Regions from separate parts of the Homo sapiens genome. Here region 1 is linked to region 2. A link is a contact called in ENCODE Hi-C or POLR2A ChIA-PET data. All regions are on one chromosome and are shown on one strand. The core of a region is the stretch at or near the end of the contact, and the rest is flanking DNA. Distances in the headings are between cores, read along the strand shown. Region 1 overlaps GAB2 (GRB2 associated binding protein 2). Region 2 overlaps GAB2 (GRB2 associated binding protein 2).

The links. A loop is a pair of places that touch in the nucleus more often than their neighbours do. ChIA-PET counts read pairs that join two places held with the same protein, here RNA polymerase II (POLR2A). Pooled maps may share reads with other maps.
Region 1: a map of PC-3 shows a loop between it and region 2 (2.2-fold over the local background). The contact joins two enhancer-like sites. A Hi-C loop is called at or near these places in 3 of 168 maps with a recorded cell type or tissue (Caco-2, K562 and PC-3), 8 of 37 single-sample maps with no recorded cell type and 7 of 50 pooled maps. POLR2A ChIA-PET finds 5 or more read pairs at or near these places in 4 of 52 experiments (HepG2, WTC11, activated T-cell and 1 more).

The regions. Positions count from the first base shown.
Region 1 is chr11:78,223,714-78,229,875 of GRCh38, forward strand. It overlaps GAB2 (GRB2 associated binding protein 2), which reads right to left. Exons shown (of 10, transcript NM_080491.3): 4 at 2,752-3,338; 5 at 1,395-1,489. It also overlaps a transcript of USP35 not described here. Among named protein-coding and RNA genes, the nearest start is that of USP35, 38 kb to the left of the region's middle. RefSeq lists enhancers at 1-79, 120-199. Within about 2 kb of position 4,843, at least 3 of the 41 ENCODE cell types and tissues checked have a DNase peak (open chromatin) inside an H3K27ac peak, as active enhancers do.
Region 2 is chr11:78,348,569-78,354,054 of GRCh38, forward strand. The region is part of intron 1 of GAB2 (GRB2 associated binding protein 2); the gene reads right to left. Among named protein-coding and RNA genes, the nearest start is that of GAB2, 67 kb to the right of the region's middle. Within about 2 kb of position 1,908, at least 17 of the 41 ENCODE cell types and tissues checked have a DNase peak (open chromatin) inside an H3K27ac peak, as active enhancers do.

The DNA of each region.
Region 1 (6,162 bases), core at 3,593-6,092, 120 kb before region 2:
TAGCAAGAAGAAACAGGAAGGGGGTAAGACTTTGTAAATGAGGCAAGACAAGTCATGACTGGGTTAGCTATACTTTGAAGCTGTAAGGGAGACCTTGGGGAGACCAAATAAGAAAGCAGAGTAGTGGGAGGCTGAGGCAGGTGGATCACTTGAGGTGAGGGGTTCGAGACCAGCTTGGCCAACATGGCAAAACCTCCTCTCTACTAAAAATCCAAAGTATTAGCTGGGCGTGGTGGCATATGCTTGTAGTCCCAGCTACTCAGGAGGCTGAGGCACGAGAATCGCTTGAAGCTGGGAGGCCAAGGTTGTAGTGAGCCAAGATCATGCCACTGCACTCCAGCCTGGGTGACAGAGTGAGACTCTGTTTCAAAAAATAAAAAATAAAAAAAAGGAAGCAGAGTGGGAGACAAGAATATATGAGGTCTGTGGGCCCCTTCAAGCCTTCACGATCCTTTGGCATCCACTAATAATTTTTGATAAATCTAGAGTATAAAATATTCTTGGTGACTGGGTCCACTTGGCTTTCTGGACGCCTGACCAACACTGTGGGTGGCATAGTCCATAGACTGTAGGTTTGGTTCAGGACCTGCCCTCCACCTCAAGTCCAGACTCACCACTGGCAGGTCAGCATCTCAGGCCCTGGATCAGAACAAGGAGCATATTAGGAGTCCTGGCTCTGGAAGGTGAGGTCTGGGGCCAGTTGTGTTTCCCCAGTCCAGGTTTCTAAGTACCTGGGGCTCACTCCAGGCACCTAGGGGACCACCAAGCTGCAGTCAGAGCTTCTACAGAGTTGTGTGATACAGCAATCCCAGCCTTCCTCTAACTCTTGCTCTATCTGCCGTGACATACAACTAAGCTGCTTCTGCCTTGGTTACCTGATTTCACTGTCTTTTCAGTGGGCCTGAAGCCAGGCCCTGGTCTTCTTGCCTGACACCTTGGAGAACTGCGGTTAGCATCTTCCAGAGGGCAGCCTGGGATCCTGCACTCAAGCCATAATTCTGCCACTTAGCCTGACTGTGAGTACCACCCTTGCCTGGAGTCTCACACTGCAGCCTCCCTCCTGCATGTGAGGCCACGTGGGTAAGGTTGCTGTCTTAGAGGTTCCCCCACCGTGCAGCCTGGGTCTATTGCATTCTAGATCCTCTGCTTACCTACAAGGTTGGTGAACCTTGTAATCCAGTCTACCTTAGCACATACATTTCTTCCAGACTAGAATACTTATATCTTACTTGTCCAAAGACTCAACGCAGGGTTCTGAACTGAGACAAGAACTTGGGCAGGGTCCTAAGATGGAGACGCCATCAATCTTTTGGGGTTGTGCTTTTAATTCCATAAGGTGTGACCTTTTACCTAACCAGGCCGGCCTGAGGACCCTTGGGTTAACCCACACTCACCAGGAAAGAGCCAACTCCATCACTCATGGATTCAGCAGACCGGCCTGCACTCTCTCCACCACGCTGTGGGTACTCGTAGGTCTCACAGGAAGAAGCTGACAGAGGAAGGAGGATTCATAAGTACTCATGGTTGATTCATGTGTTGACACTTACCCATACCCTCACCAGTGTGGTTCAAGGTCTTACTGATACTCCAGAAGATACTACTCTCAACCCCAAATGATAAGGAATTTCTTCGAACACATCACTCCTCAGTTCAAAAATTCCTCCTGGGCTTCTAGATGTAGCTCCAGTGTTAGCATCTGCAGAGAAGCTGTCCTTGACTACTCTACCCTCATCTATGCACCTCTCCTTTGACTCCTACACCACTCACCTGTCCTGCTCACCCCAGCCATCACTTCTCTGAACACCACAGTAACAATACTTGTCCTGATTTATATGTGTTGGTTTTATTTTCCCAATGAGATGTAAGCTCTGAAGGGCAGGAACATGTTTTATGTATGTCTTTATCATCTCAGTTCCAAAACGGAGTATGACTGCTCAAATTGTCGATGGATTGAAAGACGGCAAAGAGGTCTAAACTAGGAGCTGGGACTCTAGGGTCTGAGTCTCATCTCTGGCACAATGACTCTGCAACTCTATTTAAGTCTCTTAACTGTCATTGGCCTCATGTGAGATGGAGACAAGGAGGTTTTGTCCCACCAACCTCTCTGCCTGGCTTAAACAACAGGATGGACAAGAAAAGGCTTTGCAAACCATAAAGCAAGATGCAAAATGAAAGGAATTAATATTGTTCTATTTTTTCATCATACAGAGGAGGTTACATGCAGAGTTGGAATACTCTCAGTGGAAAACAAGTAACAATAGAATTTAGGTACTTCAAATAAAAGTTTTGACTTCAACCAAAGAGATTCAAGTATGATTTAGAAAATATTAAGACCTCGTTTTGCTTTAGCAGTCTGTTAGTCCACACAGGTTTCACTCCAGTTTGGACTGATCTTCTGAATTTATTTTTTAAATCTTTGATTTGATTTACAAATGAATAAAATACAATGATTTGGGCTTCTAAACCCATAATATGTTATACTGTGGTTAATCAAGAATGTCCTATTCTCCATTAGTAGAACATTAACTTCTCTGGGGCTAGCTCTGTTAGACAACTACTACTAACAGCCTCCAGTGCTGGAGGACCAACTGGTAAGGGATCTGGGTAGAAGACACCTATGTTTTTGAGTATCAGTGACCTAGGTGGTTCGTAAGTTCCCCTCGGCCATGGATGACCAAGGACCATCAAACTATTGAGAACCCCTGTGTTACCTCCTCCTCCCTCTGAGTCTCAGCTAGGACTTATACTGACCTCGGTGAAGTCGGCTGTTGTCCATTGCAGGGAGGGTGTTGCGTCTGGGGATGGTGGCAGCGACAGATCTGCTATTTTCACTGATTGGCGGTCTCTGCTGAGGACTGCCCCATCGAGGTGTTTCTGCCTGACTTGGCTTGGGGGGGCGGGGTGGGGGAGCTATGGCTGAGTCCCCAGGAGTGGCCACTGTCATGGCATTGTGGTTTTTGTCCAGAGTGAATGTCCTAGGGATCTGGTAGGCTGAGAGTGGGGTGGCCGGAACATCCATATTGTCTACCAGGAGGTCCCCGAACTCCCTGCACAGGGTGTTGCTGGGCGTCTTGAAGGTGTACACATCCTCATTATCTGTCTCGGAGCCTGTGAGGCTGCCCTTGGTGTGGCCATGGGAGGCCAGGCTGCGGGGGAGGTCGTAGGTACTGTCTCTGAATTCTGTATTGTGCCGGCTCGGCTTGGGAAGGCTATAGAAGCCATGGACTTGACCACTGATCCCGTTGACACAGTGTCCATTGCCCTGGGCAAGTTTTTGTACAGCTGTGTCACTCCTCATGAGAAAAGAGGCTCTGGTGCCCTGAGAGAAGCTGGCACTCCTAAAAGAGAAAGAAGGGAAAGGGCAGGAGGGTGAGACAATTACTAGCTGTGTGACCTTGAGGCAAAGCACTTTCTCTTTCTATACTTTGGTTTAGGCATCTGTAAAATGGTGACTAAAAGCATATTTTGAAGGTTGTTCAGACTCTAGTATATGAATGTTTAAACAATGTTAGACTTCATCCGTCCCCCATCTCCAAATGGCAGTTAATAGCAGGGGTTATAACCCCCACTCCCTGAACAAGTATCAATAAGCCAGATGGATTGCCTATTTGTTCACTGTTTTAAGTACCGCAGAATATGCACATTCGAACACAAATGTTGTGAGACAGTGGAAAGAACCTTTAAGTTGATGACAGGAAACAGCAAACAAGTCATTTTACCTCTCTGAGTCTATTCTGCCACTGTGAAACTAGCCCATGGGTATTGATGTTGTAAGTTGAAAAGAATTATTTGGGTCAGGTGCAGTGTGCAGTGGCTCATGACTGTAATCCCTGCACTTTGGGAGGCTGAGGTGGGAGGTTCACTTGAGGCCAGGAGTTCAAGACCAGCCTGGGAACACAATAAGACTCCATTGCCACCAAAAAAAAAAAAAAAAGAACTAGCTGGGCAGGGTGCTGCACACCTGTAGTCCTAGCTTCTGGTGAGGCTAAGGGAGGAGGATCGCTTGAACCCAGAAGTTCGAAGTTAGAGTGAGCTATGATCGCACCACTGCATTCCAGTCTAGTAAACAGAATGAGACCCTGTTTCAAAAAAACACACGCCCCAACACAAACAAACAACAAACTATTCAAACGTAAGCTCTAGATTTATTTTCTACCATGATTTATGGTTGGTTAAGAGGCATTTTGAGGGGAAAGATCTCTTTCCAGAGACCTAGAAATCTATATGAAGAATGGTTTCCTGTTTGGGAACTATATATAGAAAAAGTTTTGATTAGTACATTTTTAAATTTAGGTTTTGGGCAATAAGGCAAGCAGTAAAAAGAGAAGAGAAACAAGAGGGGAGACTTGTGTTAGGTTCCAGTACTGCTACTGATACGTGCTGTGTGTATCACCAAGCCTCCTCTCTCAGGTGGGACCTAGTACGTCACAATGATTTCTAAGGGCCCATCTGGCCCCGATGCTCTACAAGCCCTTCGTTTCACAAGAGTGGTTTTCAAACTAGATTCCAGGTTCTCTGTAAGTGCTTTGGGAAATTGGAGGGTGAGGTTCTGAGCAAGCAGGGATTTAGGTCTGCTTCTTTAGCTTGTGTATGATTCTTCATAGGATTTCACTTGGGGAAAAAAAGAATCAATCCTTTGTAGCAGGGATTCTAAGCCTTTTGGAGGCTATAGGAGTTTTTAAGATTCTGGTCAAAAGCTCTTGGAGTGTCTCATCAGAAAAGGCAAATCTCGTATACATATAAACTTGTTGGGGCTGTAATACATAATAGCCCTCTGAGGCCAATCCCTGGACCTTTTGCCTTATAGAAGCTCTCTCAGCTCCTGAGGAGTTTGTTATTTACAGATGTGGCCACCAGATGGTGTTAGAAAATAGGGGCCAGAGCTTAGAAAGAGGAAACAGGTGTGTAAAGCCAGGCTTCCTCTCATGTAAACTGTACCCACCATGATGGCTAGGAATTCCAGGTCAGTCTCCAAACCTTCACTGATGCTCCTCCTTGGGCCTCTGCACTCCTCCTCCCTTTCTGTTCCATTCCAGACACATAACCAAGCCAACAGCCATGGGCTTGGATGATTGAACATCTAGGCTTTAGATAATGTAGTGCTTAGGGAAGAGGACGGGGGTGGCGGGGGGAGCGAATGGTAGACATAAGGTGTTAATGTTGTATGCATTTTTTTGGTGCCTTTCATTTTGCTTTTTTTGGAATTTCCAACTCTCTGTTGGATGCTCCCATCTGGATTTGTTCATTTTACATTTACTGATGTCCTAATTTCCATCTGGGCCAGGCAAAAGGGATACAGAGATGCCACCTGCCCAGTGAGGGGTGGTCTGGGAATGTCACAGTAGGGCAGGAGATGACATGGATGCAAATCATTACAGTCAAGTAGGGGTGAGTATGTAGCTGCTGACAGTTGGTATCAGCCCTTGCTGGGGGTGGTGGTAGACAATGTCAGGGAAGCCTCCTTCAGAGATGTTTTATCTTGAGTGAGTCTGGAAGGATGAGCCACAACTGGCCAGGCAGAAGGCAGGAGAAGGGAAATGGTGTTCTAGTTGAAGGCTCAAAGATGTAGAACACAACCTGGCAAGTTCTAGAAACTCGAAGCTGCTCAGGCTGCAGCAAGCACATTAGAAGGCAGGGCTGAGAGAAGACACTGGAGGCCAGGCCAGGACTAAAGGGAACGGGGAGCCTCTGAAGGATTTCAAGGTGGGGATGGGGTTGCAAGAGCATCACAGGCACCCTGCAATAACCTTCAACATACTCAAGAATGAACTCATCATCTTCCTCTGGAACTCTTCTCCTCCTGCCTCTCTTATTTTGGGAATGGCAACAGTTACTCAAGCCAGAAACCTGGGAGTCACCCACATTATGATTTCTGCCCAGGGCCTCTCTGATCCTTCCATCCTACTAATATTTACTTTCCTAACTTCCCAGTGTAAACATTTTCAACACCGCCTCAATGCTTCAGGATTAAGCCCAAACTCCTAGGTTTATCCCAACTCATCTCACCAATCTTTTCTCTTTAGTTCCCTTTTCCACTCTAGGATCCAAACCAAACTTTGCAGTGTTCCCTGTGTGCCCCAGTTAGTCAAGCATTGGGCTTTGCTGCATTGTTGGGCTGTGTCTGGAAGGCTTCTTACCTCAATCTGGCAAGTTCCTACTCCA
Region 2 (5,486 bases), core at 658-3,157:
TTAAAAAGGCTGATCACACTAAGTGCTTCTGAGATTGTAAAGCAACTGGAAATCACATACACTGTTGATAGGAAAGTAAAACAATACAGTTTGGAAGTTTCTCAAAAAGTTTAACACGTATCTACCATATGACTGAGCCATTCAACTGCTGGGTATACCTGGGAGAAATGAAAATGTATGCTCCACAGAAAGATTTCCAAGTGAATGTTCATATCAGCTTTATTTAAAAGAGCCAGAAACAAGAAAGAACCCAATGTCCATCAATAGGTGGTATATCCACACAATGGAATACTACTCAGCAATAACATGGATACATGCAACAACATGGACACATCCAGAAATCACTATGCTGAGTGAAATAAGCTGCACAAAAAGTGTACATACTGTACTCCTATAAAATGCAAACTAATTTAGAGTGACAAAGAACAGAGGAGTGCTTGCCTGGGGCTAAGGGCAAAGGAAGGGAAAGACTGCAAAGGGGCAAGAGGAATCTTTTGGGGATGATGCCAATGTTCTACATCTTCAATGTAGTACTTGTTTCATGAGTACGGACAGACACCTATGAGACTCATTAAATGTACACAGATATAGTTCACTGTGTGTAAATTATCCTTTGAAGTTGATAAGGAAAAAAGTAATTTCCTTTGCCACTCCTGCTGCCACTGGAAACAAGTTAGCAAGCTACTACCTCCCATATCTCACGATCACTGGGAAAACAGGAAGCTGTATAGAAGTTGGTGAGAAAATGAGTGGTATTGCAAAAAACATTTGATTATTAATGAGGTGTCTGGTACTAAGTTACAAATCATCTTACTTAATTCTAACACTTTTGATGAGGTAGGCACTATTATCTCTATTACAGATGAGACAACAGGCTCAGAAAGTTTAAAGAACTCATTGAAAGTCACCCCGATGGTAAATGGTAGATTTGGATTCAACAATGTATGCTGGCATCAGACCAGATAAACTTACCTTCGAATGCTATTATTCCCTACAGTGCTTAGGGCATCCTCAGAAAGGAAAAGCCCTGATAGCCTAGGGACAAGAAGAGCTGCTAGAGATTTCCTTCATCAGGACTGAGAAATCCTCTCAAGTCAGGGAGTTTTTTTTCTTTTAAAAAATTTTTTTTAAGTCGGTGAGTTTTAGCAGCCTTTTTCAAAGCAGCTTGGGAGAGTGGGAGGTGGGGTACACCTCTGCTTCTGGAGCAGAGGAGAATCCTCTCACTTGGCTCCAGCATTTGCTGGTATTTTGTTAACTTTTGGCTCCTCCATGTTCACCCACCCACTGGTTTCCCAGAGTAAAAATGCCAAAATATCTTGGCTGAACAGGCGAATGGATCACAGATGACAGAGGTAAAAAAAAGAAAAAAAGAAAAAAAAAAGAAAGACAATCAAGAGGTTCTGTAATATGCTTCTTTTTAAAGGTAAAAGCAAATTGCACACGTCCTCATTCTTATTCTCTTTGAGTTGGCTGTCTTGTGAAACATTCTGTTGTCTATATTTTCATTCATCACATTGAAAAAAAAGTTAGGCAAATGGGTCATGCTGAAAGTTTAAGTAAATTTACCGTCTTCCTATTTCAGACCAGCTGTAGTCCATCTCCCCTGAAGCCTGGCCAACAGATCAAGGAGAACATGGCTTGAGCTGCAAAAACAGACCAGAGAGAGAAACCCTGGGAAACTAGGCTCTAGCGGGTAGCTCAGGAGGGGAACCCACACTGCAGAGGAAAAGTAAAGAGGCCTGGGTGCCGGGATTAACTCTAATCATCCGTGAGACTCTGGCAAGACATGCTCTCCCTCAGAACCTCCAAAGACTGGAGTGATCAGGTTTTTCAACTTTTAACAAAGGCCCAGCGTTTCTAACCAAATATAATCTCCCTAAACCCTCAGTTTCTCATGCACTTCCTCTTTGAGGATTGCTCTGCTGCCTGTTTATTCCTCAGAAACCAAGTTTCACTTTCTGAAATCTGTTATAAAGCCAGGCGACTTTTCATTGTTACACTATAAATTATGATACCAAATAAAAACTTCTAAAAAGTATATACAAGGATAATCTGAAATTCAGCCATAAGCCTGAGTGTGTGTCATTGAGAGTTAGGAACTAAATGCTCTAAAACAAACTGTGATGTTTTCTGGTTGTTCCTCATTTCCATTCCTGACTTAGCCTGAACTGCAATTTTACTAAAGCTCCTTTGCTTCCCCTTCACACACGTTAAGAATTCACCACAGGAACATGTGCTTTTGTGCTCATTGAACTAAAGCCTCCTCCCCAAACTATGCTCTGCCAAGTTGTTTCCGGTAAGCAACTTTGGAAAATAAAAATTCCCTAGACATTTTGAACAGTGGTTTGAGAGGAAGACACACAACCCGACAGGGGAACTGAAACATTCCCCCTTGTGTCCACTTCTGTCCTGGGAGGATGGGGGAAGGAAGTCGTGGAAGAAGCTTTTTAGAGGAAACAGACTCGCAGGACTTTTGCTGCAAACAATTGGGTACTGTATCCAGCTGTTGACCGAGGCAACTGTCAGCTCAAAACCATGCAGAGAACAAGGGAGCCAGAGTTCCTTCTCCTAAAATACGACAGGACTACACTTCTGTTTCACATGTCATAGCCTAGTACCTGTATTCTAGCCCTTGAGCCCATTCTCAGTATTAGAAGGGGCCTTCGGCATCATTTACCCAGTGGCCTTTTTTTTTTTTAATAAGTGGAATTATTTATTTCTACATACAAGATTTCGTATAGAAGCATAACATAGAAGTAAAAGCAGAACTGCTCTAGGGGGCAGGGGATGCAGGCAGAGAGCTCTGCCAGCTGAGCTACTGTCATCCCTTTCATCAGGCACCTCTCTGGATTCCCAGGTGGCCCTGGGTCTTTGTTTATAAGGTCTTTGTTGATTCTCAGCCTGGGATTCATGGTACTTGTGGAGAGTACAGATGAACACACAAATGACCATGCCCTTCATTTGATTCAGTAGAGGGGTGGTATGAGCTTTCGTTCTCACATCTTCTCCTTCAATAATCTCATTAACTCCCAGTGCTTCATTTACCATTTCTACGTGAAATAGTCTCACATTGTACATTTTTAGACACTATCTCCCTACTGAAAGCCAAGCATCTAAAGCATACTGCTGGGAGAAGACAAGCAGGGAGCTAGGTAAGTAGATAGGGAACTGGAAGTCTGGCAGCAGAATTCCAAGTGTTTGGTCCCCAAATCCAGGACCAGGACTCTAATTCCAAGGAGACTGGTGAGAGAAAAGAATAATGGGAGTCTTTAAAGAATCAAAGTACAAAAACTTGTACTTTGACAGGGACTTGACCAAAAGGAACCAAGCAAGAGCCAATTCTAAAAAGAATTGGGGGGCCAGGTCGAGCGCAGTGGCTCACACCTGTAATACCAGCACTTTGGGAGGCCGAAGTGGAAGGATCACTTGAGGTCAGGAGTTCAAGACCAGCTGGGCAGCACGGTGAAACCCCGCCTCTACTAAAAATACAAAAAATTAGCCAAGTGTGGTGGTGGGCACCTTTAATCCCAGATACTTGGGAGGCTGAGGCAGGAGAATCACTTGAATCCGGGAGGCGGAGGCTGCAGTAAGCCGAGATGGCGCCATTGCACTCCAGCCTGGGCAACAGGACTGAGACTCCGTCTCAAACAAACAAACAAAAACACACAACCACACAAAACAACTGGGGGCCAAAGTCAGACGGGGACTAGCTTTAAGGCTGACTTGATGCCGACTCCCAGAAGCCTGGATCAGGCTCTTAAATCTCATACCACGTCATCCCCGTTACATGCAGGATGACTTCACAGAACCCGTCATAAGGCACTAGAGGACAGAGCTCAGCAGGGCTTCACAGCTCGGCGTGTCTGTGCCCTGCTTGCCTAGCAAGTTGAAAGCATGTGATAAGCTGAAAGGATGCAGACCAGACACTCCTAACACTTTTTGGGTCACTCACTGAGAGACCAAATAGCCATTTCTCCCTTCACCCTTGTTACAGAATTCATATTTTGTTCAGAGGACTGGTGGAGATCTGATGTTATCAGGGAAGGTAAATCCCCTCCCTTTGCCCCAGGGGCTGAATCAAAAGCAATTATACAAATCCCATTCCTCATTGATGGGAATGATCTAGAGGTGGGCATGTGACCTATTGCTAGCCAAAAAAAACATAAGGGGTTTTCTGAGGGAAAGTGCCTGATTTTCCTGGTGACATGCTTGAGCCACTGAAAGAATGCTGAAACTTCCAGCCTCTTACTTTGCTAAATGAATATCAAAGTCCTTGTGATTTAAGTCACTATTAGTCAGATTCTCTGTTAACTGCAGCTAAAAGTTCTCCTGACCTGCTGACCCACTTGATAATCAGATTAAAACTGTGAGTCCTATATCCTGCAACCTCTATTATATGGGTACATAGAGTATTTTGCCTATAATTTTTTAAGGTTCACAGACTTCAGATCAAGAATCCTTATGCAAGACCAGTAGTCCTCAAAAAGTGGTCCCCATACCAGCAGCATGAGCATCATCTAGGAGCTTGTTACACGTGTATCTTCTCCAGCCCTACCCCAGATCTACTGAATCACAATCTCTGGGAATGGGAGCCAGGAGTGGTGGCATGCACCTGTAATCCCAGCACTTTGGGAGGCTGAGGTGGGCGGATCACTTGAGATCAGGAGTTGCAGACCAGCCTGGCCAACATGGTGAAACCTCGTCTGTACTAAAAACACAAAAATTAGCTGGGCATGGTGGTGTGTACCTGTAATCCCAGCTACTCGGGAGGCTGAGGCAGGAGAATCACTTGAACCCAGAAAGCGGAGGTTGCAGTGAGCCAAGATTGTGCCATTGCACTCCAGCCTGGGTAAAAGAGTGAGACTTTGTCTCAAATAAAAAGAAACACTGGGAGAAACTGGGGATGGGGCCCAACAATGTATATTTTACAGACTAATGATACGATTCATGATAAAATCTGAGGACCACTGCTTTGAGCCCAGCATTATTCAATAGAACTTCCTGTGATAATAGAAATGTTTACATCTGTGCTGTCCAGTATGGTTTCCACTAGCAACATATGTCTACTGAGCACTTGTGGCTAGTACAACTCAGAAACTGAATTTTTAATTTTACTTGGTTTTAATTTATTAAAATTTAAATAACTGCCTATGGCTAATGACTACTGTATTGGACAGTGCAGCTCTAGATAACTTGGTTTTATTAAAATTTAAATAACTGCCTATGGCTAATGACTACTGTATTGGACAGTGCAGCTCTAGATAAACATAAGGTATTTTATATTATCAGATAACTCCTGGTACTGAACTACAAAATAAAGAAGTGGTTCTCAAACTTCAGTATGCATCAGAATCACCGGAAAGCTTGGTAAAACACAGACTGAAGGCTCCCAGCCTAGAATTTGTGATTCAGTAGCTCTGGCTTGGGGGCCTGAGAATTTGCATTTCTCAGGGGATCTTACGTGATGTTGGTGCTGTTGGTCCAGG